Regions from separate parts of the Mus musculus genome. Here all the other regions are linked to region 2. A link is a loop called in an ENCODE intact Hi-C map of the cell type or tissue named here. Cell type or tissue: left cerebral cortex. All regions are shown on one strand. Region 1 overlaps Odf2 (outer dense fiber of sperm tails 2). Region 2 overlaps Sptan1 (spectrin alpha, non-erythrocytic 1). Region 3 overlaps Nup214 (nucleoporin 214). Region 4 overlaps Gle1 (GLE1 RNA export mediator (yeast)).

Region 1 (8,000 bases), 110 kb before region 2:
AAAAAACATTTGAAACATCATGGTGAATGCCTATAATCCCAGCTTTTGGGAGGTTGAAGCAGGAGGATTGCTAAGAATTAGAGGCCAGCTAGAACTTAGTGAGGCTTTGTTTCGAAATCAAAAATAAAGAAATTGGAACACAAATAGCAAGGCATCACTCATTTTTATTGAATGGGAAGGAGTTTAGAGAGGTGCTCAGGGGTTAAGATCACTGACTGTCTTTGCAGAAGACCTGGGTTCGATCCCAGCACCCATATGTCGCCTCATGTCCCTACTCAAGCTATACTGCTTTCTCTCATGTGACACCCTCATCTGGCCTTTGCATGTATGAGGCACACACATGTTGCACAGACATACAAGCAGGCAAAACATGCATGCACATAAACTAAAAATCAGTAAATCATTTAGGCAGTGGTGTTGTGAGCCTTTAATCCCAGCACTCGGGAGGTAGAGTCAGGTGGATCTCAGAGCTTGAGGCCAGCCTGGTCTACAGAGCAAGTTCCAGGATAGCCAAGACCACAGAGAAACCCTGCTTCTAAATAAGTAAATAAACAAATAACTAAATTTTTTTTTAAAGATTTATTTATTGATTATATGTAAGTACACTGTAGCTGTCTTCAGACACTCCAGAAGAGGGAGTCAGATCTCGTTACGGATGGTTGTGAGCCACCATGTGGTTGCTGGAATTTGAACTCTGGACCTTCGGAAGAGCAGTCGGTGCTCTTACCCACTGAGCCATCTCTCCAGCCCAAATAACTAAATTTTTAAAAAATTAAAAAAAAAAAAATTTTAGAACAGAAAGAGGGTAAAAGATTACAATTATCCCATGTCACCAGGCACACTGATAACAAGTTTTTGAGACATTGTTGCTGTTGAGACAGGGTCTCAGGTAGCTTAGGCTGGCTTCAAATTTGCTATTTAGTTGAGGATGTACCACTTGTGTGCCTCATGTCCATGGAGGCCTGTAAAGGGCATCAGCTTTCCTGGCACCGGAGTTACAGATGGTGCCTGTAACCTGGTAGATGGTAATGTGCTAGCTTGTGAGCTGCATGTGGTGCTGGCATCAATCTGGTCCCTCAGGAAGAGCAGCCAGTGTGCTTAACCAGGGAACTGTTGCTCCAGCCCCAGTGTTTATTTCTATATATGTATTAAGCAGCTAGTGCTCTTAAGCACAGAACCATCACTCTAGCCTCAGGGTTTATTTTTATATATGCATTTGTGGGAGTGGACTTTAAATCGGGTGCCCTAGGTTCTCAGAGGCTTTGCATTGTCCTGGACTCGGACAATGGCTGTTGCTCCGAATCAGCTGAACATGGGTACTGACAACTGAATGCCAGTTCTCTACAAGAACAGGTTACCTTCTTCATGCTGAGCTGTCTCTCTTACTCCATCAGATCTTTTCAAGTTTTACTTTCTGAGACAGGGTCTTTTTGATTATCCCTGGTTGGCTTAAAACTCACTGTGTACCTCATACTGGCCTCACATTCAGAGATCTGCCTGCCTCTGTTGAGACCCCTGGCATTTACCATCATCCCTGACCTCCCAGCACCCCCCTCCTTTTTTTTGAGACAAGGTCTTTATTATTAGGTAGTTCTCTCACTGTCCTGAAATTCACAGTGTAGACCATGCTGGCCTTGAATTCCCAGAGCTCTACCTACCCTCTGCTTCAAGAGTGCTGAGGTAAATGCCTGTGCCACCACACCTAGCTCCTGCCCTTTTTAAAAATTAAAAAGATGTATGTCTAGCAACTGAGCCTACATCTCTAGCCTATTTCTAGATAGCTTAAAAATCACATATATTTATTTGTATGTGCAGGTACATGCAGGTCAGAGAGTAACTTGGTTCTGCCCTTTAACTTACTGTGTAGAGTTTGGCTGTATTTGCATAGAAGCCATGTGTCTGAACTTATGTGCATGCACAGCTAATTCACAAGTGCTAGGAGGGTCTGTAAGCTGTGGTGAGTGCGGCTTACCTCCCAGCATGGCATATGTTTCCTTTTGTTTTCTGAGACAGCCCCATGTTGTCCCAGCTGGTCTTGAAGTCTCTGTAGAGCTGAGACTGGCCTAGAACTGATCTTTCTGTCTCCACATCCAAGTTGCTAGGATTCCGGGCACCAGCCAGCACACCCAGCTTCCATCTCTGCTATGCTTTACTATACTATATATTTAGCTTTTGCTCCTGAGGATTGAATCCGGGTTTTTACTACTGTTTTATTTTTCTGTTGTGTTCAAATTCTGTTTATTTAATTATTTTGAGATGTCTCACTATGCAGCTCTAATTGGCCTGGCATTCTTTATAAAGACCAGCTGGTTTTCTACTCAGCAATCACCTGCCATGCCTGGCAAAGTTCCTGTTAACAAGCATCATATATTATACTACGTTTCCTTTGTTTGTTTTGCTTTTTGAGAAAGGATCTCAATGTAGTCTAGGCTCTCCTGGAACTCACTATGTCAGTCCCCTGCATCTGCCTGCTGAGTGCTGGAGTTGAAGGTGTGTGCCACATGCCTAGCATGCATCATATTTTATGAAAAATAACTTTCTAGCTGGGCAGAAGTGACTCACACTGTTAACCCCAGTACTTGAGAGGCAGAGGCAGGCGGATCTCTGAGTTTGAGGTCAGCCTGGTCTACAGAGTGAGTTCTGAGACAGTCAAGACTACAGAGAGAAAGAAACTTTTTTTTTTCCTTTTCCTTTTTTCTTATTTTTTTCCAGAGTTGAGGACCAAACCCAGGGCCTTTCGCTTGCTAGGCAAGCGCTCTACCATTGAGCTAAATCCCCAACTCCAGAAACTGTTTCATAAAACAAAAAACAAAACAAACCCCCAAAAGCGTGAAGAGGCTTGTGCCTATTGTAGAGGTTCAGGTCTGTAATCCAAGCACTGAGGAGGCCATGGCAAGGAGATGGCTCTGAATGAGGCCAGCTCAGGCTCCAAGACACTGTGTCAGAAGAAAAAGGATCAAAGCATGTGAGGCATTGTCGCTCACAGCTGTGCTGTTGGCACACAGAAGTATGAGGCAGGAGGATTGCTGGCACACAGAAGTATGAGGCAGGTGGATTGTCAGAAGCTTGAGTCCATTCTGGGCTACACAGTAAAGTCAGGCCAGCCTGGATCCACCCACTTGCCTTGTCTGCCAAATGGTGGGTTATACCTATAATCCCTGTAATCTTTGCACTGGATAGTCTGGGCTCCTGCATGAGATCTTATTTAGAAAAACAAACAAGGTCTTACTCCCAGCACTTGGGAGACAGAGGTAGGTAGATCAGAGTTTGAGGCCAGCCTGGTCTATAGAGCCAGGAATTCTAGAAGCCAGGGCTCCCCAGAGAAACCCTGTCTCAAAAAACCAAACCAAAACAAAGGGTGGGGTAGGCCGGCAACAAGATGCTCTCTGTGTAAAAGAACCTGCAGCAGCCTGGTCTGATCCTGAGTTTAGTCCTTGGGACCCATGTGGTTGAAGGAGAGAGATGTTGCTGTGAGTGGCTGGTGAGATGGCTCAGTGGGTAAAGCTGTAGTCTGATCATTCAAGTCTGGTGACCTGAGCTAAATTCCTATAAATCATGGAGGGGTAAATATCAAGACCCAGCCTCAAAAAGTTTTCCTCTGACCTGCATGTGTACACCATGGCATGCACAAGTATAAATACATTCACACACACACACACACACACACACACACACACACACACACACAACTTAGAAAAAGAGAGATGCTGTGGAAGTGAACCCTTTTTTTTGCTGTAGGTTGCTGGGAGAAATAGTCCTTGCCCCCTTGCTTGGAAGCTTAATCCCAGAGATTTCCTGAGGTGTCTTGTTCAAGCTCTTCCCTGGAGTTCAAACTGCAGCTGTTTTTCCTGCTTTGTCTTGGGTCGGCCTCTGTCCCCTTTCTGGTGATGCCTACAAAGGCATGCTTTACATTTTAATTTTGACTCATGCTTTACATTTTAAGCAAAAGGGCAAGGTCCTACAGTTGGGATAGAGGTAGAAATACAGACCAGAGGCCACTATAGTTCCTGAGGGCACTTTATTTATTTATTTATTTCAGATTTTTTTATTTTATGTGTATGGGTGCTTTGTTTGCAATGTATGTATAAGCATGTGTGGTCACACAGGTCAGCAGAGAGCATCAGCTCCCCTGGATCAGATGGTTGTGAGCTACCATATTGATGCTGGAAATTGGACATCATCTACTGCTCTTGCAAAGGCACTAGGTTCAATGACCAGAATTGCAGTTCCAGGGCCATGCAGTGCCCATGGAGCTAAGGAAAGAAATCAGATCTCCTAGAACTGGAGTTACAGACAGTTGTGAGGCATCCTTTTTTTTTCTTTAAAGATTTATTTATTTAATATATATGGGTACACCACACCGATGCTGTCTTCAGACACACCAGAAGAGGGCATCAGATCCCATTACAGATGGTTGTGAGCTACCATGTGGTTGCTGGGAATTGAACTCAGGACCTCTGGAAGAAAAGTCAGTGCCCCTAACCCCCGTGCCATCTCTCCAACCCAAGGCACATTTTCCTTAGGACTGTATAAGCTGTTTCTGTAACTTTTTTTTTTGTTTTTGCAGTGCTAGGGGTTAAAACACTTCCTTCGATGAGTTCTTGCTATGTTGCTCAGGCTGGGCTAAATCTATAGGCTCAAGTTTTGATCCTCCTGCCTCAAATTTTGCAGTAACTGTGACTAAAGATGTAGTGTTAATATTTATTTTATTTTGTTTCTGAGACAGGGTCTCATGAAGTTAGGGCTGATCTTGAACTTGCTCTATAGTGGAGGATAACCTTGAATTTATATGATCCTCCTGTCTCCACCTCTCAAGTGCTGGGATTCCAGGTGTGTGCCACCACTCCCAGCTGCTTACTTCGTGCTAGGGATTGAACCCAGGGCCATGTGTATGATAGGTCCTGAGCTATAGCCCCCGCTCTTTATCCTTCCTGTCTAATTTGGCATATATATGTTTATTCATGGCTGGCTTGGAACTCACTGTGTGGACCAAGCTGGCCTTGAATTCACAGAGATGCACCTGCCTCTGCCTCCTCAGTGGTTGGATTACAGAGTATATATGTGAGTGTGTGCATATATTTAAGGGAAACCAGGAGAGAGCATCAGGTTCCCTGGAATGGACTTATAGGTAGCGGGAGCCACCTGATGTCCTGGGAGCAGATTTGGTCCTCTGCAAAATTCAGTACACACTCTTAACTGCCAAGCCGTTACTCTCTTAAGTTTTATTTGATAGGTATTTTGCCCTAGTATATGTAAGGCACTGTATGTGTGTCTTGGAACGTAGAAGAGATAATGTCACATCTCTTCACATTTTGGAAACGGTTTCTCTGTGTAGCCCTGACTGTTCTGGGACTCTATAGACCAGGCTGGCCTTGAATTCACAGATCCTGAGTGCTGGGATTAAAAAGGCATGGCCACCACTTGCACCACCATGTGTTTGTTTGTTTCTTTTTCTCTTTTTTAAAAGGTTGAGTGTCTTTATGTTGCCTGATCTGATCTTGAACTCCTCTTCCAGAAGTCTCAGCCTCCCCAGTAGCTGGGACTATTCAGGCACACAGCACACAAACCTAGCCTTCTTTATAACTTAACATTCTAACCCATGCCTTTTTCAATGTTAGAAATTCTTCAAAACCATCATTTAGACTTGGGCAGGTAATGTTTCCTTCAGGAGGGTCTAGAGTGGTTGATTCCTGGGCAGGAGCTCTGGGTTGCCATTGCAGTGTGTCGGCTCTGCCAGTCACTTTGGCAGTCAGCAAAACTCCACAGAGCAAATAAGTACACTTCCGTCCGAGGCTTGGCCTTAGCAGCTTATCTATCTTTCACTCCTTTGCATCAGAATCCACCTCATTGCCTGGAGATCACACCACCATCTTCAGAAAAGCTGGTCTCGGTGATGCGATTAAGTGACCTTTCTACAGAAGACGACGATTCAGGTCACTGTAAAATGAACCGTTACGATAAGAAGATTGACAGTCTAATGAACGCGGTCGGTTGTCTCAAATCTGAGGTGAGGGAGCTGCTAGGCTGCATAGCTGGTACCCTGAGGACAAGCAGGTTGGGCTAAACTGGTTAGCCTGTGGATGCTTCCCTCAGGCTGCCTCTGTGAGCCTTCCCAGGGCATCTATTTGGAGTGGTCAGCAGGCAGCTTAAGTTTCCACCATGCTGGGAGCCCTCTCTGAATACTTGGCTTTTCTGGTACTCTCAGTGGGTGGCCAGATTTGGTTCTGGTGTTAGCCCTTGTTTGTTTGTTGTGTGAGGCATCATCTCACTATGTAGCGCTGGTGGCCTCAGAGTTGAGCTGTCCTCTAGTGCCTACTGGGGGCTGCAGTTTTAGGAGTGTGCCGCTCCCTGGCTTAGTGCTTCCTTCCACCCAGATACAGTGTCTGTAAAACAGAGAGCACAGCCTGTGCTACTGAGAAAAGCTGAACAGGAGTAGAGGAGACAAAGGAAATCTCTCTTCACACGTGGCAGGGATACTTGTGGGGAGGGAGATGGGAATGGAGCTGGAAACAGCCAACACGTAGACCCCGACTTGGAAGCAGGGAGTGCTGGCATTAAAAGCCAGGTCCTGACTGCTAAGGTACCTGCGTCTTTTTAACTCTCCACTCTACTGGAGGTTCTAAGACCTGGCAAAAGGCCCTCTTACCCCATAGCCACTGTACTTTTTTTGTGACATCTTTCCTCCTGTGGCATGCCAACTGCACTACTGTTGCTGCCTGGCCCCACCCTGGCTGGCACGCATCACGCTTTGTATTCAGGTTCTTCATGTATGCCTGGAGGAGGAGGACAGGCAATGTTTGTGTGGCTGTTTACTGGGACAATGTCCAGAAGCTCCCAAACACAGAGCCCTATCACTTTCCTTAGTAGGGTTACATGTAGCAATGGATCTTCAGGGACAAGCCATCTTTTTGGCTTCCCTTTCCTGTATCCCCTTTCCAAGGTCAAGATGCAGAAAGGTGAACGCCAAATGGCCAAAAGGTTCCTGGAGGAGAGGAAGGAAGAGCTGGAGGAGGTGGCACACGAGCTTGCAGAGACGGAGCATGAGAACACGGTGCTCAGACACAACATCGAGCGTATCAAGGAGGAGAAGGACTTCACCATGTAAGGGACCAGGCGGAGTCACACCTTCCTGCTGGCCCAGAGCCCTGGAAGCAAAGTGAAGACAGTGGCGGGAGGCAACTCTAGTAGTGCCTGTGGGGAGCCAGCACAGCATATGGCTGTCCCTCGAGGGAAAGAAGGTCCCAGTGGTGGTGGTGTGAGTAGTAGACAGAGAACTCCTTTAAACGGGCTGTTGGGGAAACAGGACTGTGGGGTTAGGCAGGCATTGGAAGAAGAAATGTGGAGAACATTTTGTGGGGAGACCCAGGGTAGACATCATTTATCCTGAGCAGTAGGATGTGGGTCACGGCTGGCTGCAGAGGGTGAAAGCTGCCACAGAGATTGCAGGGCTTGGAGTGTCGGCATGAGTTTATATATACACACTTGTAAGGATAGAGTCCACAGCCTGAACGTAGCATGCTTGGTGCTCTACCTCTCAGCCACACACACCCCACCCCCCCAGGCTGGTTGGTAACACCTTGAGGATGTGGGGAACATTTAAAAGCTGAGCCGTGATTAGGCACCGTCGTATATGTTGTAGACAAAGTAACAGGTCGTAGGTCCAGCAGGATTGGGAATTCAAGCCCAATCCTTCAGACATAGCAAGTTCCCAATCCAGCCATGGGTATTAGAAACCCAGACTCAAACGGCCAGAGCAACTGATGAGAAGGGGTGAGTGAGCTCAAGACCATGGAGGTGGTCCTGATAGTCAAGGCCATAGGTCATGCCGTGGGACCCCTTGGTAGAGCTTTTGCTCTCATCCTGAAGCAGGTATGTCTCTGGGCCCTCATCCTTCCAGAAGGCTACCTGGGTAAGAAGGGCTGTCTGTTCCTCTTCCTCATTGTTTCTCGGCAGGAAACATTTCTCAGTGTTTCTTGAGGGAGTCTCTCAGGCCATTGTGA
Region 2 (8,000 bases):
CCCTACCTCCTCTTACCATTCTTGAAAGATTTTGAGCCAAGAGGAGTCTGTTTTGTTTTGATTATAAAATGTGTGGGGTAGGACACTGTGAGGCTCCTTGGGTGTTTACAAGGAGGAAAAGCTCAGTCATTGGCTTATTTCCCTTTTCCTTCAGGACACTGTTAGAAACCACAGCCTAGTAACCACATTATCCATGGAAGGAGTCATTTTTTATACCTTACTAGTAACTAGTCACAGCAGCCTGTGTTTGTAGATCTGTTTTCTGGAAGGTTCTTTGGTGTGGACAAGAAAGTACACCATTCATGACGCTGAACTGCCCTTCCTTCAGCTGCTATCCTCAGGGTTTCACTCTCTCCTGGGTAGGCCTCACCCTGCAGCCATCTTCACTTAGGTACTTGGTGTTTTCTCACACTTTTCAGTAGTCTGTACTTCAGATGTTGCCAATGTCTGTCTACGGTTCTGTGGATTGACTGTTGGGACCTACCTGGTGTCAGTAGCAGATGTGTCTCTGAGTGGACAGGGTCTTAATGGGTTTTCTATGCTCTCCTCTCACAGTCTGCTCGACTGATGGTCCATACAGTGGCTACCTTCAACTCCATCAAGGTAAGAAGTGGTGACCAGCTATCCTGCTTATCCTTGCTCTTCTTTACTATCTTTCTTACTTGACAACAGTAGGGGCTTGTCCTCGTGCTGGAGCATGCTGTGACCAGGCCTACTTAAGTTTCTTGATCTAGACTCCAACCTGAGTATGTCTTTACTTTTTTTTTTCTATTGCTATGACAAAACACTATGGCCAAGGCAATTTATAAAATAAAGTGTTTAATTAGGCTTATGATTTCAGGATAGAGTCCATGATGGCATGGCAGCAGGAATAGTTAAGACTCTCATACAAACAGGAGGCAGAGAGAATACATAGAGAATGGCCAGTCTTTTGACACCTCAAAGCCTGTACATCTTCCCCAACAGAGCCTGTTCCTTCCCAAACATCCAAAGGGGACCAAGTATTCAAACATGAGCCTATGGGAGTCATTCTCACTCAGACCAGCACAGAGCAGGCCTGAAAACCTTCGCTGGGATTTCCAGTGGAATAGGAACCTTACCCAGTTGTGCTCTGGTCCAAGACTTCATTGGTTGTCGTACTGAGAGAAGATTCTCAGAAGTCTCCATTTGGCAGTTACTTGTAGACACCATATGCCCAGCACCAAAGCTAGCTTATCCAGTGTTGCAAATGTTTCTAAGTCAGGCTTTTTGGGGGTTTGGAGGTTATTAGATATGACTTTATTTGCTCTTCAAAAGATCTCTGTTGTGGTACGCTGCTGTTTGCAAGACAATGAAAAATTACAGGCAAAAAAATTATTTTCCCAAGGTCTGGTTGTGGGTGTGGCAGACAGGTTAGAAGAGAACTGACATTATCATTCTCCTGTAGGAGCTGAATGAGCGTTGGCGGTCCCTGCAACAGCTGGCTGAGGAACGTAGCCAGCTCTTGGGCAGTGCACACGAAGTACAGAGGTTTCACAGGTGAGGGTACCAAGCATTAGCTGGGACAGGAGGAAATAAGAACTTTGCCCCTTGTAGACGAGGCTTGCTGAGTGGGACCTCAGCATAAGTAGCTATGCCTTACTGATGTTTGGGCTCTTAACATCAAAGCCATGTAAGAACAGTGGATGTTGTTAATCCTGTTGGGAGTGAATGTGTGCAACTACGACAGATATGCATATGCCAGCCCTGGGACAAGGCAGTGGTGCTTGTCACTCACTCATGTGTCTTACCTCCAGAGATGCTGATGAAACTAAAGAATGGATTGAAGAGAAGAATCAGGCTCTGAACACAGACAACTATGGCCATGATTTAGCTAGTGTCCAGGCCCTGCAGCGCAAACATGAAGGCTTTGAGAGGGACCTTGCAGCTCTTGGTGACAAGGTGAGAGATGCTTGAGGAAAGCTGAGGCCTGAACTCTGCCCGTCAGAGCTGTTTCCCTGAATTTTCTTACAACTCTTTGCTCATAGGTGAATTCCCTTGGGGAAACAGCCCAAAGGCTGATCCAGTCCCACCCTGAATCTGCAGAGGACTTAAAGGAAAAGTGCACAGAGTTAAACCAGGCCTGGACCAGCCTAGGGAAGCGTGCAGACCAGCGCAAGGCCAAATTGGGTGACTCCCATGATCTGCAGCGCTTCCTTAGCGATTTCCGGTAAAAAAAAAATGTCTTAGTTATGTTTCTATTTCTGTGATAAAATACCATGACCAAGTCAGCTTATGTAAGAAACTGTTTATTTGGGGCTCACAGTTTGGGAGAGATAAGGGTCCATAACCATCATGGCAAGACACACAACAGCAGGCATAGCACTGAAACTGGAACTGAGAGCTCATCCCCGCCCTGCCCCCTCTCTTTTTCTGTTTTTTTGAGAGTTTCTCTGTGTAGCTCTGGCTGTCCTGGAGCTCACTTTGTAGACCAAGTTGGTCTTGAACTCAGAGATGCCCCTGCCTCTGCCTGTGAGTAAAGCCTCTTGCCACCACTGTCCAGCTGAGAGCTCACATTGTGAGGCACAAGTTAAAGGCAGGGGAACCAAACTGGGAATGGAGAGGCTTGTGGAGTCAGCCCCCAGTGATACACCTCCAGCAAGCCCACACTCCCTGATCCTTCCCAAACATTTCCACTAGGCAGGGAACAGGCATTCTCATATATGAGCCTGTGTCAGTCATTCTCTTTCAGATAGCATGTGAAGTGTCATTCAAAGATTCTTGCTACATAGGACCTTTGTAATAGTCAATTTTATTATAAAAGTGACCATGAAATATAAAATACTCAAACTACCAATTGCCAAAAATCTACAGTAAGTCTATTCCTGTGTGCACTGTGGTTTATGCATGTTCACTCAGGTTCATGTCATCTTACCAACTGTGTTTTCTTCTTTAAATACATATTTCATATCATATAGAATTTATTCATATTTCATATTAATCTTTTCTACCACCTTTTTTTAAATTGAAATTAGTTTCAGTGTCACAGAGAAGTTGAAAGAGTCATACAAGAGCAACTGGTATTGTTACCTGTTGTCACCAGTTAATTTAGTTGACATTCTCATTAATTATAGGTTCTTTTGTTTTCTGAGCAATAGCAAATAGGTTGTAGGTCAGATTTCCCATGATCCAGTGCCCCTGTCTTCTAATGGCTGTATGACACTTCACTGAGTGGATGATCACGGACAACATGATTTCTGTGGTCAGACATTCCCTCTCTTGGATGGGAGCCAGCAAAGGATACCCCTCCACTTCCCAGGCTTAGGATCTTTAGAAAAGCAGGAAGTACACTTACTTAATCACTGGACAGTGGCCTGTTCATTGTTTTCTCTGAAGAATTTTGGGCTATATTTTGGGATTTTTGTGCCTTTGGGTTTTTTTAGTTGCTTTTTTTCTTCCAAAAACTTTGATTATTACATTTATTTATTGAATTATGTCTGTATACATGCTTGTGTGCCACCACTCCCCTGTGAATGGTAAAAGAAGTCAGTTCTCTCTACCAATGTATTTATATCAAAGGCAGGACTGTACTCTCTGAACCATCTTGTTGCCCACATCCTGAGACTCCTATTTTATTTTACTACTTACGTATTTATTTATTTGGGGTTTTGGGGGCAGGGTTTCTCTGTGTAGTCCTAGCTGTCTTGGAACTTGCTATGTAGACAGGTAAGCCTGGAGCTCAGAAACAACCTGCCTCTCCCTTTGAGCACTGGGCTAAAAGTCCTGCACCTCCACAGCCCACCCTCTTTCATCAAACAAACAGCTGGGCATGGTAGCGCACGCCTTTAGGGCAGAGGCAGGCAAATTTCTGAGTTCAAGGCCAGCCTGGTCTACAGAGTGAGTTCCAGGACAGCCAGGGCTATACAGAAAAACCCTGCCTCAAAAAAACAAAAACAAAAAGAAAAAACAATACTACAATTGTATCATGCCTGCTTTTGCAAACCCTCATATGGACTCCCTCTTACTCTCTTTCAAATCATTGCCTCTTTCTTTTTTTGTTGTTGGGGAGTGTGTGTGTGTGTGTGTGTATACATACTAAGTCATACAATGTTACTTTTTTTGTATATGTTTCAGGGATGACCTTTTGGTATTGGATAACCAATTGTACTTTTCCCCGTGGGAAACTCTCTCTTCATCTCAGAATTGCTTACTTTTTCTACATTAGCATGTCCATTGGCATTGTTCTTGTTCAGGATGTTTAAGCAGACACTTTGCTGAGACTACTGACATATTTAGAAAACTTTTGCCCCCTTTCTGCATGATCCTGAGCCTTGGGTGCAAGACTTTTAGCCCAGTGCTCAAAGGGAGAGGCAGGTTGTTTCTGAGCTCCAGGCTTACCTGTCTACATAGCAAGTTCCAAGACAGCTAGGACTACACAGACTTGGTGTTGTGGATAGGTGTAACAGTTGGGACTGGGCTTCATGACTTGACAGGTGAAGGATCCCCCTTTTTTTGGTACACAAATAAGCTATATAACCCAGTCCTATTCAATTTATGTCTAGGTTAACCTAAAATAATCCTCTAATGCAGAAGAGATAGAACTGGTTCCTAGACAGAGGCCTGCTTGATTCCAGATAGTGTAGTAAGTATTCCTCTGTGAATCTTGTTTCTAGGGACCTCATGTCTTGGATCAATGGAATACGAGGGTTGGTATCTTCAGATGAACTAGCCAAGGACGTCACTGGAGCTGAGGCTTTGCTGGAGCGACACCAGGTAGGTCCTGCTGGCCTAGTGGCCTTACCCGTCCCCGTCTTGGGAACCAGGGCTTGACACTAGTATGGGCATCTTCAGCAAGTTATCTAATCCCTTTACTCCTCTTGGCAGGAACACCGGACAGAAATTGATGCCAGGGCTGGCACTTTCCAGGCATTTGAGCAGTTTGGGCAGCAGCTGTTAGCTCACGGGCACTATGCCAGCCCGGAGATCAAAGAGAAACTTGATATTCTTGACCAGGAGCGCACAGACCTGGAGAAGGCCTGGGTCCAGCGCAGGATGATGCTGGACCACTGCCTGGAGTTGCAGGTATGTACACTATGTCTCATCAGGTATTTTCTTACAAGTGGCCAACTCCTCCTTCACACCTACTTGTCCACTCTGTAGCTGTTCCATCGGGACTGTGAACAAGCAGAAAACTGGATGGCTGCCCGGGAGGCCTTCCTAAACACAGAAGACAAAGGAGACTCGCTGGACAGTGTGGAGGCACTGATCAAAAAACATGAAGACTTTGACAAAGCTATCAATGTCCAGGTAGGTCCTGGACCTCGAGGTCCTAGTCTGGATTTGTCCTGAGTCACATCTTATTTGTAGCCAGGAGTACATAGTGAGAATCTTTCCCTTAAACAAACAGGTGCAGTAGAGTACTGCCTACTATGCTTGAGGGTCCTGGGTTCAATCCCCAGTTCTGCAAAAAAGCTCACACCAACTAAGATTTTCATACCAGTTACAAAACAGAAACATTATATTGGGCTGGCTACATGGCTTCCTGGTTAAGAGCACAGATTTACTACTCTTGGAGAGGAATTGATTTCAACTCCCAGCATCCTCAAGTGGTTCACAAGTACATGTAACTCTAGCTCCCGGGGTGCTTATGTCTCTCTCTGCTGCGGGCCCCCACACTCAGCGTTTACATGTGCATGAACACATACCTGTAATGAGAAATAATTTTTTTAAGAAAAAGTATATTCTGTCATACATCCAATGAATACTTTCAATGAATGTTGTGAAAATGTGTATATGAAGAACTATTTTTAAAAATGGGCCATATGTGGTAGCACATCTTTATTCCTGCAAGTACTGAAAAAGCAGAGACATGTAGAGTAGACATATGTCTGGAGGTTGAGGCTAGCCTGGCCTACATAGCCAGCTCCAGGCCAGCCAAGGCTACATAGTGAGACCATGTCTCAAAACAATAACAAGAAACCTCGAAATAGCAGCTTGGTGTAACACTCCTATAATCTCAGCATATGGGAAGCTGAGGCAGAAAGATGGAGTTTAAGTCTGGGCTATGTGACAAAACTGTTTCCAAAGAAACAAAAAAGGAAAGTTTACAACCCAGGGTTAGAGCACTGTTGAGTGTGCTGCAGACCCTGGGGTCATCACACGGTCACAAACAGCGAGCGCTTAAATCCTTGGGTGAAGCCGGGTGTGGTGGCCCACGCCTTTAATCCCAGCACTCGGGAGGCAGAGGCAGGTGGGTTTCTGAGTTCAAGGCCAGCCTGGAACAGAGCAAGTTCCAGGACAGCCAGGGCTACACAGAGAAACCCTGTCTAAGAAGAAAAAAGGGGCGGGGGGTCCTCAAATCAGTTCTGTATTATGGAATGATGACACAGCTGGAGCTCCCTGGTACAGTACTTGCCTAACATGAAACTTGGGTTCAGACCACAGCCCTTCAAAACATAATAATGGAATAGAAAAAGTTTAAGTTGTTTATGAGTATTTGTGTGCAGGTTTCTAAGTATACATAGCATGTGTGTGCAGTTCCCTCAGAAACCAGAAGATAAGTAAGTGATCCTGTAGGAGTAGAGTAGAATTATAAGGAGCCACATGGTTGCTGGGGATAAAACCCAGGTCCTCTGCAAGAGCGGCAAGTGCTCTTAATGGCTAAGACATCATTCCAGCCCCCCAGATTTGTTCTATTTTGTATTTTGAAATGGGGGTCTTTCTGGATAGTCCTGCCTACCCTGGAAGTGGCTATTTGAAACAGGCCTTGAACTCACAGACACAAAGATCTGCTTGCCCCTGTTGGGATTAAAGGCATGTGCCACCATACCCAGCCTCCCTTCCCCTTCCCCCAAAAAAATATTTTTTGTAAGATGTATTTATTATATATGAGTACACTGTCATTGTTTCACTATCTTCAGACACACCAGAAGAGGGCATTGAATTCCATTACAGATGGTTGTGAGCCACCATGTGGTTGCAGAAATTGAACTCAGGACCTCTGGAAGAGCAGTCAATGCTCTTAACCACTGAGCCATCTCTCCAGCCCCCACCCCCAAAATATTTTTAGGGCAAAATATTATGTTTTGATAACATAATTCACTAAAACAAGGAACAAAATAGATAGCTGTAACTTGAAAACCATTTTGTTGAAAACAGGGCAGTGATCATTTTATGATTCTAATTTGTTAGACATCTGCTGGTGTCCCTACACTTGCACACCTCAGTATGACCTTAAGTCCTCTTGAATTAAACCCTACTCTAGTAATGATGATAATCAAGCTGGCTTCTAAAGTGTCGATGTGTTCCGATCCTGCTACCAGTTAGTTTCGTCACTCAAAGTGTAACTATCTCCTCTGAAAACTATCAGGCTGACAGGCTTTCTTCAGCCCACCCTGACCTCTTTGCCTGTTGCCTTTAGGAAGAAAAGATAGCTGCCCTGCAGGCCTTTGCCGACCAGCTCATTGCCGTTGACCACTATGCCAAGGGAGACATTGCAAACCGACGCAATGAGGTCCTTGACCGGTAGGTGTCCTGCGATGGTGACAGTCCCCAGCTCTGAGAGGATGAATGTCCACATGTGAGAAGCCATACCTATTCCAGCTTCTTCTCTTATTGGAAAGAACACTCATATTTGGTCTTCACACTCAGGTGGCGCCGCCTAAAAGCCCAGATGATTGAAAAAAGGTCAAAACTTGGAGAATCTCAAACACTTCAGCAGTTCAGCCGGGATGTGGATGAGATTGAAGCCTGGATCAGTGAGAAGTTACAGACAGCCAGTGATGAGTCATACAAGGACCCCACCAACATCCAGGTAAGGGGCTCCTAGGACACTTGTTCTGAAGTGCCTTGTCACTGAGTAGAGCTGTTAAATGGGACTCTTTAAGGGAGTACACCTATAAAACTGTGTGTTCCATGATAAAGCTTAGAAAAAGTCCACTGGGTCAGTAGAGCCATTTGAAAGCTGCTCCCTTGCTAGACTTTGTCGAAGCTATAACCTGTCTAATGGAGCTGCCCCTGTGCTGTTCCCATGCGCCGATCTT
Region 3 (8,000 bases), 2.0 Mb after region 2:
GACTTTTTTTTTTTAAATAGATAGGGTTTCTCTGTGTATCTCTTACTGTCCTGGAACTTACTTTGTAGACCAGGCTGGTCTCAAACTCACAGAAATCCGCCTGCTTCTGCCTCCCCAGTGCTAGGATTAAAGACGTGCACCACCACTGCCACTTGTTTCTGCTTTTTTGAGGCAGTCTCTCACAGTGTAGTTTTGGCTGGCCTGGAGCTCTCTGTAGACCAGGATGGCCTTAATTCAAAAGATTTGCCTGCCTCTGCTAGGAGTATTAGAACATAAGGCATATGCTATCATGCTTGGCTAAGTTTACATGTCTTTGATTCTAGAGATTGGATTTTTTTCCTCTGAATTAGGCTCTCTGCTTACATTTGTTAGCCTTGACTTTTAAGTATGACTGACTACTTTGGTTAAAACCTAGATCCTTTGCCTCAGTTATTTTATCTCATCTAAGTATTTTTTAGGAGGTCTTTGACTTCATCATTTTTGACATTTTTAAATAGATGAAGTGGTTGCACTCTCAGACTCAACTCTTCGAGAGAGCTGAATGAAAGGCTTTCATTTATAGGACCCTATCTTTAATTCATTTGGAGTTGCTTTTAAATAGTGTTTTGAGGCAGAGCCCTGAACGGTTATTTTCTGGTTAATGAAGTACTGCAGAATGAGGTTGAGGCCTCGCTCTTTAGAGTTTGCAGTATGCAGGCTTATTGCGCTTTCCATCCACCAAGTCCTATTAGCCTGGTGCCTTTCGTTCCACACGTTGTCTGTCTTGAGAGTTTCACGTGTGGTATCCTGTGGAACCCCTGCCACGGAAAGACCAACTCTACCCACTCTTTGTTTTCCTTCCTTCCTCCTTTCTTTCTTTCTTTCTTTCTTTCTTTCTTTCTTTCTTTCTTTCTTTCTTTTTTTTTTTTGGTTTTTCGAGACAGGGTTTCTCTGTGTAGCCCTGGCTGTCCTGGAACTCACTTTGTAGACCAGGATGGCCTCGAACTCAGAAATCCGCCTGCCTCTGCCTCCCAAGTGCTGGGATTAAAGGCATGCACCACCACCGCCCTGCTCCACTCTTTGTTTTCTTTACCGGCACCATTTGCAGCCCCTCTGTCCTCCCTCCCTTATCTTCTGTCATGTGGAGCCCCCGGGTTACAGTTTACATTTGTCCTTTTGTTTCTCCTTGGTTCTCGTTACAGGAAGTTTTCCTGGTACTCCATCTTCCCCTCAAGCTCCACAAAACCTGGACGCTCCAGCAACAGCCTCTTCGCCTCTTCCACCTGTGTCCGCTGCTCCCACCTCCACCTTCCCTATGCCCTCTGCTGCAGGAAGCCCTTCTGTGTTCTCCTTTGGCCCTTCATCCTTCAAGTCTTCTGCTTCTGTCACCGGGGAGCCCCCACTGTACCCCACTGGCTCCGACAGCTCCAGAGCAGCACCAGGCTCTGGCACCTCCACTTTCTCTTTTGCTCCTCCTTCCAAAGGCTCCCTGGCGTCGACCCCTGCAGTGGCTCCTGTGGCCACATCTGCTGCTCCCTTCACTTTTGGTTTTAAGCCCACCTTGGAAAGCACACCTATGTCCAGTACCCCAAACACAGGGATGAAGCCTTCGTTCCCTCCCTCGGCCTCTTCGGTGAAAGTCAACCTGAATGAGAAGTAAGTCACCTTGAAAGGCCGACTTTTCGGAAGACTGGGTCCAATAGTGCATGGTGGTCAGTGAGCTAGTCACTCGAGGGCAGTACTGAACAGTCCTTCTGAAGTAGCACTTAACAGTGGGAAACGAGCCAATGGGAAGGCTGTGTCTGCTCTGCAGCGGAGTCCAGAGTGACTCTTAAAGGGCTTCAGCTCTCTGACTGTTAGAAGTTCACACTAAGTAGTTGTCTCACTTTCTCAGCCTATAAAGATAGCAGGTGTTGCTTATTTTAAGAAGGAAGCTGCCCAGAGCATGCAGCCTGGGAAGGAAATCGGACTTTTGTAGTTTTTTCCTCTCATAGCTACTCTTGACTATCAACTGTTTTCTGTGCGGCCAACAAGGTGACTTGAGCAGTTAGAGACACATGAGGTCACTCTCCTGCTTGCCGGTCGGTCCCCTAAGGTTTCTTGTTGCGCGTTTCTTTACAATTCAAACCTTTTAGTGTGGGATCTAGTTTCCTCCAGATCTAGTTCCAGTCATCCCGCTCATCCTTTATTTATTTACCTCTTGGTCTTTTTCTGTTCTCCCAATAAACTGAGCGTGGAGAGGGAGTGTTCCCCTGTATTGTACAGCCTTTTCCAGTTGCAGTGGGTGTCAGAACCTTCAGTTTGGGGGTCTGCTTGCCTCATTGCCAGGATGTCCTCCTGCAGCCAAACTGTCATTGCTCAGATGAGATCCACATGTGGCTACTTCATTTTATTTATTTTTTAAGATTTACTTATTTATTATATGTAAGTACACTGTAGCTGTCTTCAGACTTCCCAGAAGAGGGCATCAGATCTCAATACTGAGGATGGCTGTGAGCCACCATGTGCTTGCTGGGATTTGAACTCAGGACCGTCAGAGGAGCAGTCAGTACTCTTAACTGCTGAGCCATCTCTCCAGCCCCGAGCCACTTCTTGGTATTTCATTTTGTTGGGCTGCTTGTTCTTTAACTGAGCTTGTCTACATTGGTGGAGCTGACTTGACATTCTTACTAGGTCATGGTGTCCCAGAGACAGTGACTTGCTTGCTTCCCTGGTGTTCTCACAGCCCAGAAACAATCATCCTCAAAACTCATTCTCTTGCTTTGTTGCACCACCCCCTTAAAACACACATACACACATACAAACGCACACGCACCCACGTACACACGCACCCCCATGTGACAGGGTAGAAAATAGATGCCTCCTGCACTGAGTGCTTCGGCTGTGCTGCAGTTGATGAGTAGGTGGTAACTGTGCCCTCACAAGAGTAAGCAGCACGTGTGCTGGTCTGAAAGCAGAGATGGCTTGTCAGTTTTTCTTGGCTATCACTGCTCACGCCTGGTGGGAAAGAAGCCTCTAACAGACTGTTGTGACAGAACTGCATTTCCGTTTTTAGGTTCACCGCTGTGGCCTCCTCTGCACCTGTTCATAGCTCCACGAGCACACCCTCCGTGTTGCCGTTCTCCTCCTCCCCGAAGCCAACGGCTTCTGGACCACTCAGCCATCCTACGCCTCTCCCAGCATCATCCAGCTCCATGCCTTTGAAGTCTTCGGTCTCTCCCTCGCCAGCAGGTAATAATCTCTGAAGCACACACGCCTTTTTAGATGGGTGGGTTCAGCAGGTTAAGAGTCCTTGCTAATGTCGTGAGGGGAGGTTTTTTTATTTTTGTTTTATGAGATAGGGTTTCTCTGTGTAGCCTTATCTGTCCTAGAACTCATTCTGTAGACCAGGCTGACCTCGAACTCAGAGATCTACCTGCCTCTGCCTCCTAGTGGATAAATGGTGTGCACCACCACAACTACCATCTGGCTAAGTTTTTTATTTGTTTGTTAGTTTGTGTGCTTGTATGCTTGAATATTTTAATGTGCTGTGGTTGTGGTGCTCTGACTTAGTGATTCACGGTGGGTTCAGATCTGCTAGCCTTTACTTAGAGATCATGGAAATTCAAAGAAAGTGTCTCGCCCTCACATAAGCTGGTTATGACCTAGGTGCTCGCCCTCACATAAGCTGGTTACTGAGCTGCCCTTCAGCATGGAGGACAGGAGCAGCCCTCGGGGAGACTTGCGCTTACTGCTCCCGACACTGTGGAGTACAGTTTCCCATTAGCCACTCTGAACATGTGATGAAATGGGAATAGTTATAGACAGGATCCAAGGCTTCCGAGACACCAGCCCTGCCTTCCTGTCACATGTCTTCCAACCTGGTTGCAAAAGTATAAATACTGTGCTCGGTTGGCACCAAGGCGCAGTGAATCCTAATAGTTTACATTTTTGCTTATCTCTTTCTTCCTTTTATGTAAAAATTTGAAAATATTTGAGAGTTAGTTGCAGACATTGGGAAACACTTGTCCTCGAGCTAGATACATGGGTGCCTATAACCTAAAAGCCAAGGCTATTACACTCAAGAGTCACCAGTCAACTCTAGAGTCCCTGACATATTTCTCCAGTGGTCTGACAGCTGGGTTGTTTGTTTTGTTTTGTTTTTCCTCTCTTTTTCTGTTCATCTCATTAGCATAGACAAGAAAATCCCCAGCTTAGTGGTTTTGGGACCATCCCTGTTAGGGTTGGATTGTTTCCACATGATAGAATTCAGGTTGAAGATTTGGGGCGGTCACACCACATGGGAGATGTTCTTCACCAAGCATGCTGTTCCTCAGGCCGACTGTAAAACTGTTTGAGTTTGGGCTTGTGAGGGCTTTTGCTGTCTGTCTTTTCCTATGTGGATGTGCATGCGTGTGAGTGCAGTTACTTGGGTAAATCAGAGGTGCTCGATCCCCTAGAATTGGAGTTACAGGCAGGAGCCTAAAGAGACCTTGATCTTAAATCCTCCCTGCCTGAGCCTCCTGAGTGCTGGGAGTGTAGGTGTGCTTCACCAGGCCCAGTTTGGTCATCCTTCTTTAATGCAGATGGTAAAAGTGGAGCCAGGGACAGTGTCCGCTGTAAGCCACTGACACTATTGCTCCTTTGCTCTAGCTGGCCGCTCCACTCAGACTGCGCCAAGTTCAGCACCCTCCACAGGGCAGAAATCACCCAGGGTAAACCCTCCAGTGCCAAAGTCAGGTTCTTCTCAGGTAAGTTGAAATTTCCTTGATACACTTGAATGTTACTAACATGGCCTTTGTGCTTTAGAATTCAGACATGGAAACAGTAATTATAACTATAGGAGACACTGAAGTCAACATGTACTTATAAAAGCAATTACCTATTTACTTTCTTTTTCCAGACATGGTCTCACTATGTAGTCCTAGCTGACCTGGAATTTACTCTGTAGACAAGGAGGCTGGCCTTGAACTCGAGAGATCCTTTGCCTCCTGAGTGCTGGGATTAAAGGCATGTAGTACCATGCCCAACCTTTATTCAGTTTTTTGTTTTGTTTTTTAATTTATTTATTGTATGTATAAGAGTACACTATCTTCACACACAACAGAAGAAAGCATCAGATCCTATTACAGATGGTTGTGAGCCACCTCACAGGCCCTCTGGAAGAGCCTTCAGTGCTCTTAACCACTAAGCCATCTCTCCAAACCCCTCTACTTAGCTTTTTTAATTCAAAGTAATTTATTTAGAAAGAAGTTCATGGCCTAGAGAGATGGTTCAGAGGTCCTGAGTTCAATTTCCAGCAACCACATGGTGGCTCATAACCACCTATAATGAGATCTGACGCCCTCTTCTGGCCATGGTGATAGATCATTGTATACATAATGAATAAACAAATCTTAAAAAAAAAAAAAAGAGTCCATGTGGTATGTGTACAGCTCAGTTGTCATCAACTAGTATACCTTGGAAACCAGCAAATAATTTGACAAAGGAAGCATTACCAAGATCTCAGGGCTATTCCTTTCGAGCCCTGGCTTTAGGTCTTCATCCTTGCCAAGAATCATTCACTCTTTTGTTATCTAACAGTATGCAGATTAATTTAGCAGATTTATTGATTTCTATCAGTAGATTGAACATGTAGTTTTACTATGTTCCTGATGTCTGTTTCGTCTCTGTTGCTGTCTGGAGTAGATGATTTATTGTGGGTACTGCTGAGTAGTTTCCAGCTAAAGCTATCCTGAGTAGCATTGCCCGGTCAGTGTGGTTGATGTCTTCTAGTGAATATATGTGCACCTTTCTTTGGGGTTTAAGCTTAGTCATTGGATGGCTGGACCACAGACTTGGACATGTCCCTTAGCAAATTGTCACCCATGGTTGACACTTTCATCCTGTCCTCAGTTTTTCCAGGTTTGGTATTTTCATCTTACATTGTATTTGGGTTTTTTTGTTTTGTTTTTGTTTTTATTTAACTCATTTTCCTAGTGATTAGCAAAATTGAGTTTTGTTTCATTTTAATTTTAGCCATCTGTGTTTTTTTTTTTTTTATATAGTCTCTTAATGTTCTTAACATTTTTCTGCTGGTTGGTGCTAGTTTGATTTCTGTTGCTGTGATAAAACACTAACCGAAGTGCCAGGCTGTGGTGTCACATACCGTTAATCCCAGCACTTGTGAGGCAGAGCCAATTCCAGGACAGCCAGGGCTTCATAGAGAAATCCTGTCTCAAAAACCCAAAACAAGGGCTGAAGAGATGGCTCAGTGGTTAACAGCACCAACTGCTCTTCCGAAAGTCCTGAGTTCAAATCCCAACAACCACATGGTGACTCACAACCACCGTATAATCTTATGCCCTCTTCTGGTGTGTCTGAAGACAGCTACATTGTACTTACATATAATAATAAATAAATCTAAAACAAAAAACAAACAAACAAACAAAAAACCCAAAACAAAAAACATACAAGAAAGTCTGTAGATTTAGGGGAGGAAAGGGTTTATGGGTTTCCCATTCAAGGTCACAGTCCATTATTGAGGAATCAAGGCAGGCTCACTTATTGTTCCACACAGCACCACCTCTGACCAGGGAACTAACTTCACAGACAAAGAAGTACAGTGGCACCATGGAGGATGCTGCTTGCTGGCTGGCTCTCAGCCGTGCTTGTCCTTAGCTTCCTTATACGGTTCATACCACCCACCTATGGCTACTAGTGCCGTAGTAGACTGGGCCCTCCTTCCCCAGACAATCCCCACAGACATATTCACAGGCCAGTTTGAACTAGGTAGTTCTTCAGTTTAGGCTTTCCTCTCAGGTAACTCTTAGGCTCCATCCTGACAATTAAAGCTAACTGATGGTCTTAACTGATCTTTCATGTGTGTTGCATACAGGATTGACTCTAGGGTTTTGTGCATGTTTAACATGCACTCTACCACTGATCTGTGCCATATGTAGTTCTTCAGAGAGACACAAACACACAAGAAAGCATATACAGAACACTCTCTTTGTATTACCTATTTGTATAAGATCTTTATTTTTAATATAACTGAATGATTTTTATTTTTAACTTTTATTTTGCAGCTCTGAGATTGAACTAGATAGGGAACTACCTATCATTGAGATATAATGCCAACCTAGTTCTTGTGTGTTACAATAAGTGCTTTTCACGTAATGCTTTTTAGAATTGCATTTATTAGTGTGTATGGTATGTGCACGTGAGTGTGATGAGGTCAGTGAAGACTTGGGTGTCCCTCTCTGTCACTTGCTTCAATGTGTCAAAGTATCTCACTGATTCCTGAAACTAGGTAGGCAGCCAGTATGCTCCAGAGAGCCTCTTGTCTTTTCCACCTAAGCTCTGGGCTCTGTGCACCCCTGGTCACACCCAGCTTTTTATGTAGGGAAAGGCATTTGAACTCAGGTCCTCATGCTCACACAACAAGCATTCTTACTCACTGAGCCATCTCCCCAGCTTCTCATGACTTGTTTTAGGAATCATTGCCAATTTCAAATTCAGGAAGATTTTCCTATGCTGTCTACAGCTTTGAAACTTACTTGTATTTAAGTCAGTAGCCATCACCTCAGCTTGTTCTTGAGGTTTTAAGGTTCTGTCAGTTTCCCACTTGAACATTCCAGGAGCAGGAGTCCTGCTTTTTCCTGTTGTACCTCCCATCCTGGGTCCTTCCATCCCAGCACACATTCGTGCTTTGTTAGTTTATAGCACAATGCCCAGCTTATGGGCATCTGCTAGGTGGCTGCTGTTTGGTGACTGCTCATGCAGTCTAAAACCATGTCAGGACCCATCAGATTTTCCCAGCCCTTGCCCAGCACTGACAAACCAGGGCTTTGCATAAGCGCAGGAACAAAAGTACGCCCCCACCCCCCACCCCCGCCCCCAGGTCCACTTGCTTCACTCACAGTACTTCTTCCTATTCCAGGTCATGTCAGTCATGTGTCCTATATCTTGGTTTATCATTACATGTCTTTGTCAGGCTGTGGCTGTCACTTGCCTCTTGGAGTCCTGACTGCTGTACCTTTTTTTTTTTTTTTTATAATTTT
Region 4 (8,000 bases), 65 kb before region 2:
GGGGGGGTTTCAAGGCAGGGTTTCTCTGTGTAGCTCTGGCTGTCCTGGAACACGCATTGTAGACCAGGCTGGCCTTGAACTCAGAAATCCGCCTGCCTCTGCCTTCCAAGTGCTGGAATTAAAGGCGTGCCCACCACTGCCCGTTATATTTAATACACACACACACACACACACACACACACAAGTGTCTGTCTATGTTCATGTATGTACACTTGTGTGGATTTTCACAGAGGCTAGTTCTGGACCAAGAGTTACTTGTGGCTGTGAGCTCGGAACCACTCAGGTCCTCTGCAAAATCAGTGCATGTTCCTCACTGCTGAGCCGTTTCTCTAGCCCATGGGTTTTTGTTTTTTTGGGTTTTTTTTGTTTTTTGTTTTGGTCTTTTGGGTATTTTTTGTTTGTTTGTTTTGTTGTAGGGTCTTATTGTGTAGCTCAACATGGCTTGGGGCTTAAGACACTGCTCCAAGGATTGAGAGCTAGGATTGCTGACACAATATACTTGGTTTTTTGTTTTTTTTTTTTTGTTTTTTAATTTTTTTTTTTAGATTTATTTATTTATTATATGTAAGTACACTGTAGCTGTCTTCAGACACTCCAGAAGAGGGAGTCAGATCTCATTACGGATGGTTGTGAGCCACCATGTGGTTGCTGGGATTTGAACTCCAGACCTTTGGAAGAGCAGTCGGGTGCTCTTACCCACTGAGCCATCTCACCAGCCCAATATACTTGGTTTTGTCACAGGCTTTTTAAAAAAGACTGCTTTGAGCAGTGTTGCTGAATGCTTCAAAACATCCTGGCCAGCTGCTGTGGGGGTGGTGACTATGATAAACCTTCGGATGCTCTGTTGTGGGCGTACATGTTTAGAAATCAGGAGAATTTTGTGGGGTCAGTGCTCTCTCTATGGGGGGCTGCAGGTATCAAATTCAGGGTGTCATAAGGGTTGTGAAGCAAGGACCTTACCCATTGAGCTATCTCAATGGCTTTTTCTTTCTTTGAAATGGAGACTCACTGTGTAGCCCCGGCTGGTCTCAGAATTGTAGCAGTCTTTCTGCCTCTGCCTCTCAGGTGCTAGGGTTGCAGGCATCAACCACCACTCCCAGCTCTTTGAATTCTTTCTCTTCCCCCCCCCCCCCCACCCCCGCTGTCCTGGAACTCACTCTGTAGACCAGGCCTGCCTCTGCCTCCCAAGTGCTGGAATTAAAGGTGTGCACCATCATGCCTGGCCTTTGAATTCTTAAGAGAACAGGAAATTAGTAGGCACCAACATTTGATCATGTATACTCACTGGTCCAACTGGTCCACTCTAAAAATGTACTGTGTGTAATATGACTCAGCCCCACAAGGGAAGTCAATGTTAAGTATTGTCTCTCACTCTGATAGAGTGGTTATCCCACAGCAGAGAACCAAGCTGAGGCAGAGCGAGCCCTGCAGGAAATGCGGGACCTCCTCTCAGATTTGGAGCAGGAGATCACCAGAGCCTCTCAAGTGAAGAAGAAGCACGAAGAGGAGGCCAAGGTCAAGCGGCAGGAGTCACAGGTGCAGCAGGGGCCAGCGCCTCCCACCCAGACCTCTGCACCCAGCCCAAGCCCAGTAGGAGCACAGAATGAAGGTGGGTTGTGGTGTGGTGTGATGTGATGTGTCATACTACAGAACTGCCCAGGTCATCAGAACTCTTACCTAATGTGTTACGTATAGTTTTGGTTGATCTGGAACCAATTCTGTATTGTACCGTTTTCCGCAGCCCTTGAAAAGCCTGTCTCCATCTAGCAAGGGTGGCATTCCAGACAGTGCTACTGCTGAGCATTTGTTTGGTCGTTTTGGTGTTTTGAGACAAGGTTTTGTTGGGTAACCCTGGCTATCCTGGCACTTACTTTGTGACCAGACTGGCCTGGAACTCACAGAGATCACCTGTTTCTGACCCTTAAGTGCAAGGATTAAAGGATACCAACTCTCTACAGGAGCTGGCTGTGATTTTGCCAGCTCCAGATAGTTCTGTGATTGTGAGATGCTTGGCATTCTGGGGACTTCTCGTCGGGTATATAAATGCTAGGGCCCTTAGAGGTGGGGTAGGTTGCTTGTTGTTAGTTGTGTCCTGAGAAGAAAAACAAATTAGATATCATGGTGGTGAAGATCAAACTTGCCCCAAGGAAGTGAACACTCCTGATCATCAGGAAATCGTCTAATGATAATGTCTTCCCCTCTGACCCCTGACTTTAGTCAGGGATTTCCTTTCCTCTTTATCCTTTCTCCTATCTAGTGCTAGGGGGTTGGAAGAATGGAAGAAAGAAGAACCCCCCAATGTAGCAAACGGCCGGCTACAGCGATCAGCATAGCATTGTGTTTAGACCAGATAGTCAAATCTCTTTCTACTTGCTATAGCAGTGTGACCTGGAAAAGCAGCCTTTCTGTGCCTGTTTCTGGTTAAATGGAAAACGTATTAGTATCGACTCTGTAGTGTGATTGTGACACTGAAGCAGCCAGTGCATAGTGTAGTGCTTAGAACAGTCCTCGTGCAGATGCCGTGTCATACAAGCTCACTGCCACTAAGGCCTGTCTTTTGTTCTCAGACCTGCAGGTGAAGGTGCAAGATAGTACGATGCAGTGGTACCAGCAACTTCAGGATGCTTCTGCCAAGTGTGTGTTGGCCTTCGAGGACCTGACCAGCAGCAAGGATAGTCAGGTAGGGGAGAGATGGGTGGGCAAATTGTGGTGGTGTGCCCTACAGCCTGATGTTGTGAAAGAACATACGTGGTGTGTCATGGTCCTTCATTCTAGCAGCACGTGCTCAGCTCTGGACACCCCCACTTACCAAGTCATCATTCTCTTGACAGACCAAGAAGATAAAGATGGACTTGCAGAAGGCAGCCACCATCCCAGTGAGCCAGATCTCCACCATTGCAGGTGGGTCAGATGGGTGAGAATATTGTCCTTCACTTTGTTGTCTTATATTTGCAAACTCTGATAGCTGTGAGGTTCTTACAGTATTCAGGGCTGGAGAATATGGCTTAGTAGCAGGGCACTTGACAAGTGTATGCAAGGGCCTGGGTTCCATCCCCACTACCACACACATACACATACACACACACACACACACACACACGTTCAGATGTAGGTTGCATCCCTAGGTTTTTCAGTTTTTCTTCTTCAAACAGAAGATAGCTGGGTCTAATAGTACAGGCCTGTAGTTCCAGCTGGTTGAGGGAAAGCTGAGGCTGTAGGATCATAAGTTCAAGTACAGCCTGCATGAAGTGCAACTCAGACCCTGGTTCCTGGCCTCCAGATGGCTTTTAATTTTTCTCGTAAAGAGAACTTGGGAAGGAAGATGGGAGAACACCCACCTAGGAAGTCGCTTATAATCCTCACTCTTTTCCTGTTTGTTCTGTTTTAGCATCTCCAAACTCCAATACGGATGTATTGGTACTCTCCCTTAGGAGAGATGTAGAGAATAAGGCCAGACAAAGAAAGACCCTTTAGAGCTAGGGCTCAGTTTGAGTTTCACACAGCTGTATGTGAGGACTCTAGATTCCAGGCTGTACCAACAAAAAATAGGAGAGCAGCTAGAGAGCCCTCTTGCTTACTGTGCCCAGTGTCCTTTCAGCTTGTTGCCAAAAAAAAAAAAAAAAAAAAAAAAAGCTGAGGAATGTTGGAGACTGTGCCCTGAGGCCATTTGTCCACACTTCCTTCCTGCCCTTTGTGTCCTGAAATTCTTTGTGGAACAGGGCAGAGTATAAATAAACACATCCTGTGCTGGGGGTTAAAGTGTTGTTTTCTTTGTCACTGACAGCAGAGGGGCTGGCTGCTGTGTCCTGCTTGTCCTCATTGCTTCCTCTTGTCACCATAGTCTCACTTCAGCCACAGCCAGGAGACAGAAGCAGCGTGAGCCCCTCTGGAAGGCTGTTTTCTTTTTAGTCTGTTTTAGAGACAGAGGTGGCCTTCCTGCCCTAGTCAGCTCTTGGAAAGGTCTGCCTTTGTTCGTGTCCCCTGTCACCTGCTGGCTGCTGTGTGTTCCCTTCCTCAGCTGGGTTCCTTTTGCAGTTTCTTTCCCTCAGCCTTTAAATGTGCTTGAGTGGCTCAGGCCACAGCCTTGGCTCCCTAGCTCTTGGGATCTTAGTCTCTAGTCCAGCCAGTGTTTGCATTTGGCCTGTGGACTATAAGCTTCTCTCTGAGACAGCTCCTGACGGCTGCTCCCCAGGCCAGCCACCTTCTCCTTTGTGAGTTCTTCAGTCTCCTGGCCCTGCCTTGATTGATTGTAGTGCTTCCACGGGGCCTGCTGTCGCCCCAGAGTTCTGTTTATCCCTTGTAACCCCCATGGTGTCAGATGTTAAGCCAGTGACTCCTAACTCCATCCTGGCTCATTCCTTTTTTCCAAGTTTCAGAGTCTGTAGCAGCCATATTAGGACCTCTCTCCTAGCTGTGTTTCTCCTCTCTCCTAACTAGTATATCTTTTCTGTGCCTCTTTTCCTTCCCTTTCCTTTAAATAGCCGCTTGTCTGATAGACATCAGGAATGGTAGCTGGGAACCGGAAGCAATCCACTTGTCTGTGCCTGTTCTGCTTTGAGCCTTCTGAGACCCGGCATGCTCTGGAACTAGTGTAATAAGGTTAAGTGAGCAGAGCGTGGTGGGCACACCTTTAATCCTAGCACTTGGGAGGCAGAGGCAGGCGGATTTCTGAGTTCGAGGCCAGCCTGGTCTACAGAGTAAGTTCCAGGACAGCCAGGGCTACTCAGAGAAACCCTGTCTCAAAAAACCAAAAAGAAAAAAAAAAAACCCAAGGTTAAGTGAGCAAAAGAAAAAAACAACTTGATTCTCTCACTGAAAATGGCTGATAACAATCAGTGTAGGGAAGATTTCTAAGTGGACATGGGCTGTGGGTATAGTAGCCACGTCCAACATGGGGCAGACGGGCTGGTTGTGAGATCCAGACTTGTTATGGCTCTTGGTAACAGTACTAGCAGGAATGCACTGCGGAGAGACGTTGTCTTAGTCAGGGTCTCTATTCCTGCACAAACATCATGACCAAGAAGCAGTTGGGGAGGAAAGGGTTTATTTAGCTTACTCTTCCACATTGCTTTTCATCACCAATGAAAGTCAGGACTGGAACTCAAGCAGGTCAGGAAGCAGAGTCTGATGCAGAGGCCATGGAGAGATGTTCCTTACTGGCTTGCTCAGCCTGCTCTCTTATAGAACTCAAGACTACCAGCCCAGAGATGGCACCACCCACCAGGGGCCTTTCCCCCTTGATCACTAATTGAGAAAATGCTTTACAGTTGGATCTCATGGAGGCATTTGCTCAACTGAAGCTCCTTTCTCTGTGATAACTCCAGCTGTGTCAAGTTGACACAAAACCCAGCCAGTACAGATGTGTTTAGAGGTGGACACATTTTTTTTTTAAAGATTTATTTATTTATTATATGTAAGTATACTATAGCTGTCTTCAGACACTCCAGAAGAGGTCATCAGATATCGTTACGGATGATTATGAGCCACCATGTGGTTGCTGGGATTTGAACTCGGGACCTTCGGAAGAGCGGTCGGCACTCTTAACCACTGAGCCATCTCGCCAGCCCCAAGGTGGACACATTTAACATCCAAGTTAGTTCATCTATTCTGGAATTACTCATCCTGTCATTTCTGTGATGTCTTCTTAATTCTTTTTTGATTTCTTCCTATATCTCTGGTTTAAGGGATATTTTTGAGTCACTAGTGAAAATATCACTTCTGAAGGGATTATAGGAACTCGATATTTTCAGCTGAAGATGCTGGTCCTTTGATTGTAGGACTAGAGTAATGAACACAAATTCCAGTCTGCTTAAGCACAGGGAGGAGCAGGATTTGTCTTGACAGTAGTCACAGCCCTGTATCCCAAAGCACAGTGGCAATGCCAGGAAGGAGGAACTATAGTTACCATCCCCATCTTAACTGTTCATCTCCAGCCCCGTTTCACATATCACTCATCTCTGGGTCAGGCATCAGGGCAAAGGTCCCAGTAGGCAGTGTTGCAGGAGCAGCCACCTCAAGGATTCTCTCATCATTTAACTTTGTTTACTGAGGGGTTTGGAGTCCGTGGGTTCTTTGTTCTACATACATTTTAGTAAGTGTGGGTGTCAGCTCTGCATTCCTACAGCAGACTTATGAGGTATTAGGATTTATAAACGTAAGGTTCTTTTGGCCTGTGAGTTTTTTTGCTTTGTTTTGGTTTTTTTTTTTTTGTTTGTTTGTTTTGGTTTTTTGAGACAAGGTTTCTCTGAGTAGCCCTTACTCTGTAGAACAGGCTGCCCTTGAACTCAGAAACCTGCCTGCCTCTGTCTTCCGAGGGCTGGGATTAAAGGCATGCGCCACCACTGCCCGGTGGCCTGTGGTTTTAGAGGCATTGTTTTGTGCTGTTAGCCCTGTTGCTTTGGGCACAGCATGATGGGGAACACTGGGCAAGAACCGTGGACCTGGAAGCTGGGAAATGAAAAACAGATGGGATCGAGGTCCTTTAGACTCCTTCCTTCAAGGGTCTGTCTGCTCATCTGAAGACCCCATTCTAGTTCCCACCTGTTAGAAATTACCTCCCATTAGTGCTGTGCTGAGGAGCAAGCCTGTCCCTCATGGAGCTTTGCTGATCAGTTAAATTTCCACCAGTTAGTAGGCAACTGAAAATCCAAATGCCAGGAGTTTACTTCTGAGTCTCTAAGGGATGTCAGCTCCAGAGAAAGAGACATCAGCCAAAGCAGAGAAGACCCTTAAAGGACTTACATGCTCATCTGTGCACGCATTTGTGGAGGCCAAAGATTGACTGGGTGTCTTCCTCTATAGTATGTGGCTTGCTTTCTCCCTCATTTGTGTTCTCTCTTTCTAGGTAGATTGATTTATTTACTTTATGTATGTGAGTGTTTTGCCTGTATATGTCTATGTATCATGTATGTGTCTGGTGCCCAGGAGACTGGAACAGGATATTGGATCCCCTGGAAATGGCATTATGTACAGTTGTGAACTGCCTTGTTGATACTGGGAACCTGGGTCCTATGGAAGAGCAGCCACTTCTTGTGACCACAGAGTCATCTCTCTAACCTCTATTTCTTTGTTTTTAAAGATTTACTTTTATTTATGTGCAAGTAAGTGAAATGACCTCCAAGGCACCAGCTCTCCCTGGAGCTGGGAATCAAATCCAGGTCCTCCACAAAAGCAGTATGTGTTCGTCATTGCTGAACCATCTTCCTAGTTCCTCCACCTTGTGCAGTAAGACAAGGTTTCTCACTGAACCTGGAAATTAACATTTTGGCTAGACCGGCTGATCAGTGGATCCCCAGGATCTGCCTGTCCACCCTCCTAGTGGTGGGGTTTCCAGCCTGTGTTGTCATACTCAGAGTTTACATGACTGCAGGGATTCAAGCTCAGTCCATGGTGGTGCAGCAAGTACTCCATCCACTGAGCCATCTCCCCAACCCACGGTTAGATGTCTAGCTGTGATAGTGTTGGGGCTTAGATTCTAAACTTCTAAACAAATGGATCTCTGTAGGTTCTCTGCTTTGTCACTGTATTGTGAAAGAGATTGGCATGAAGTTGTATGTTGTGACAAGGTCTCATACCGACAGACTAAGCTGGTCTCCGGGTCACTCCATGGCTGAAGCCAGCCTTGAGTACCTGGTCTCTCTGCCCCTTTTCCAAGTGCTGGGACTAAAATAGGTGTGCACTGCCATGTCCAGCTGCAGCTTCATCTTTTTATTGCTTTTTCTTTCCCGTCCAGGTTCAAAGCTGAAGGAGATCTTTGACAAGATCCATAGCCTTCTCTCTGGAAAGCCTGTTCAGTCTGGTGGGCGTTCCGTGTCTGTCACTCTTAACCCTCAGGGGCTGGACTTTGTCCAGTACAAACTGGCAGAGAAATTTGTGGTGAGAAATTTTGTTGTCAGAGGTCTGGGCAGAAGAAGCCGGCAGACAGTACTGAGCCTGGCTGTGGGTACTGATCCTGGCTGCAATACTAATTTGAAATTGTGCCCATTTTTGTGTTCCTAGAA

What was found. Hi-C counts contacts between places; a loop is a spot of excess contacts. Peaks named below come from ENCODE experiments on the same cell type or tissue, not always from the same donor. Only the 100,000 strongest peaks of a DNase experiment are listed, where the experiment ranks them.
Region 1: a loop joins it to region 2, with 2.6 times the contacts of the local background. A loop is called at or near these places in 4 of 42 quality-filtered maps.
Region 3: it touches region 2 in a loop (6-fold over the local background); 2 of 42 quality-filtered maps call a loop at or near these places.
Region 4: a loop joins it to region 2, with 2.1 times the contacts of the local background. A loop is called at or near these places in 3 of 42 quality-filtered maps.

Annotation. Positions count from the first base shown.
Region 1 is chr2:29,895,241-29,903,240 of GRCm38, forward strand. It overlaps Odf2 (outer dense fiber of sperm tails 2), which reads left to right. Exons shown (of 21, transcript NM_001369060.1): 5 at 5,837-6,007; 6 at 6,941-7,101. Among named protein-coding and RNA genes, the nearest start is that of Odf2, 9.3 kb to the left of the region's middle. In left cerebral cortex, a CTCF peak has its summit at 4,383 (motif pointing right); no DNase peak of the experiment used is centred here.
Region 2 is chr2:30,006,068-30,014,067 of GRCm38, forward strand. It overlaps Sptan1 (spectrin alpha, non-erythrocytic 1), which reads left to right. Exons shown (of 57, transcript NM_001177667.1): 28 at 556-603; 29 at 1,427-1,518; 30 at 1,776-1,920; 31 at 2,007-2,188; 32 at 4,632-4,731; 33 at 4,843-5,040; 34 at 5,119-5,265; 35 at 7,379-7,482; 36 at 7,609-7,771. Among named protein-coding and RNA genes, the nearest start is that of Mir6997, 14 kb to the left of the region's middle. In left cerebral cortex, no CTCF peak of the experiment used is centred here; DNase peaks (open chromatin) are centred at 4,914 and 5,112.
Region 3 is chr2:31,993,342-32,001,341 of GRCm38, forward strand. It overlaps Nup214 (nucleoporin 214), which reads left to right. Exons shown (of 36, transcript NM_172268.2): 12 at 1,182-1,635; 13 at 3,035-3,210; 14 at 4,612-4,709. Among named protein-coding and RNA genes, the nearest start is that of Gm13609, 20 kb to the right of the region's middle. In left cerebral cortex, a CTCF peak has its summit at 3,401 (motif pointing left); a DNase peak (open chromatin) is centred at 2,888; H3K27ac peaks cover 531 bases.
Region 4 is chr2:29,941,158-29,949,157 of GRCm38, forward strand. It overlaps Gle1 (GLE1 RNA export mediator (yeast)), which reads left to right. Exons shown (of 16, transcript NM_028923.3): 7 at 1,381-1,609; 8 at 2,568-2,680; 9 at 2,832-2,901; 10 at 7,733-7,875; 11 at 7,999-8,000. Among named protein-coding and RNA genes, the nearest start is that of Gle1, 9.7 kb to the left of the region's middle. In left cerebral cortex, no CTCF peak of the experiment used is centred here; no DNase peak of the experiment used is centred here.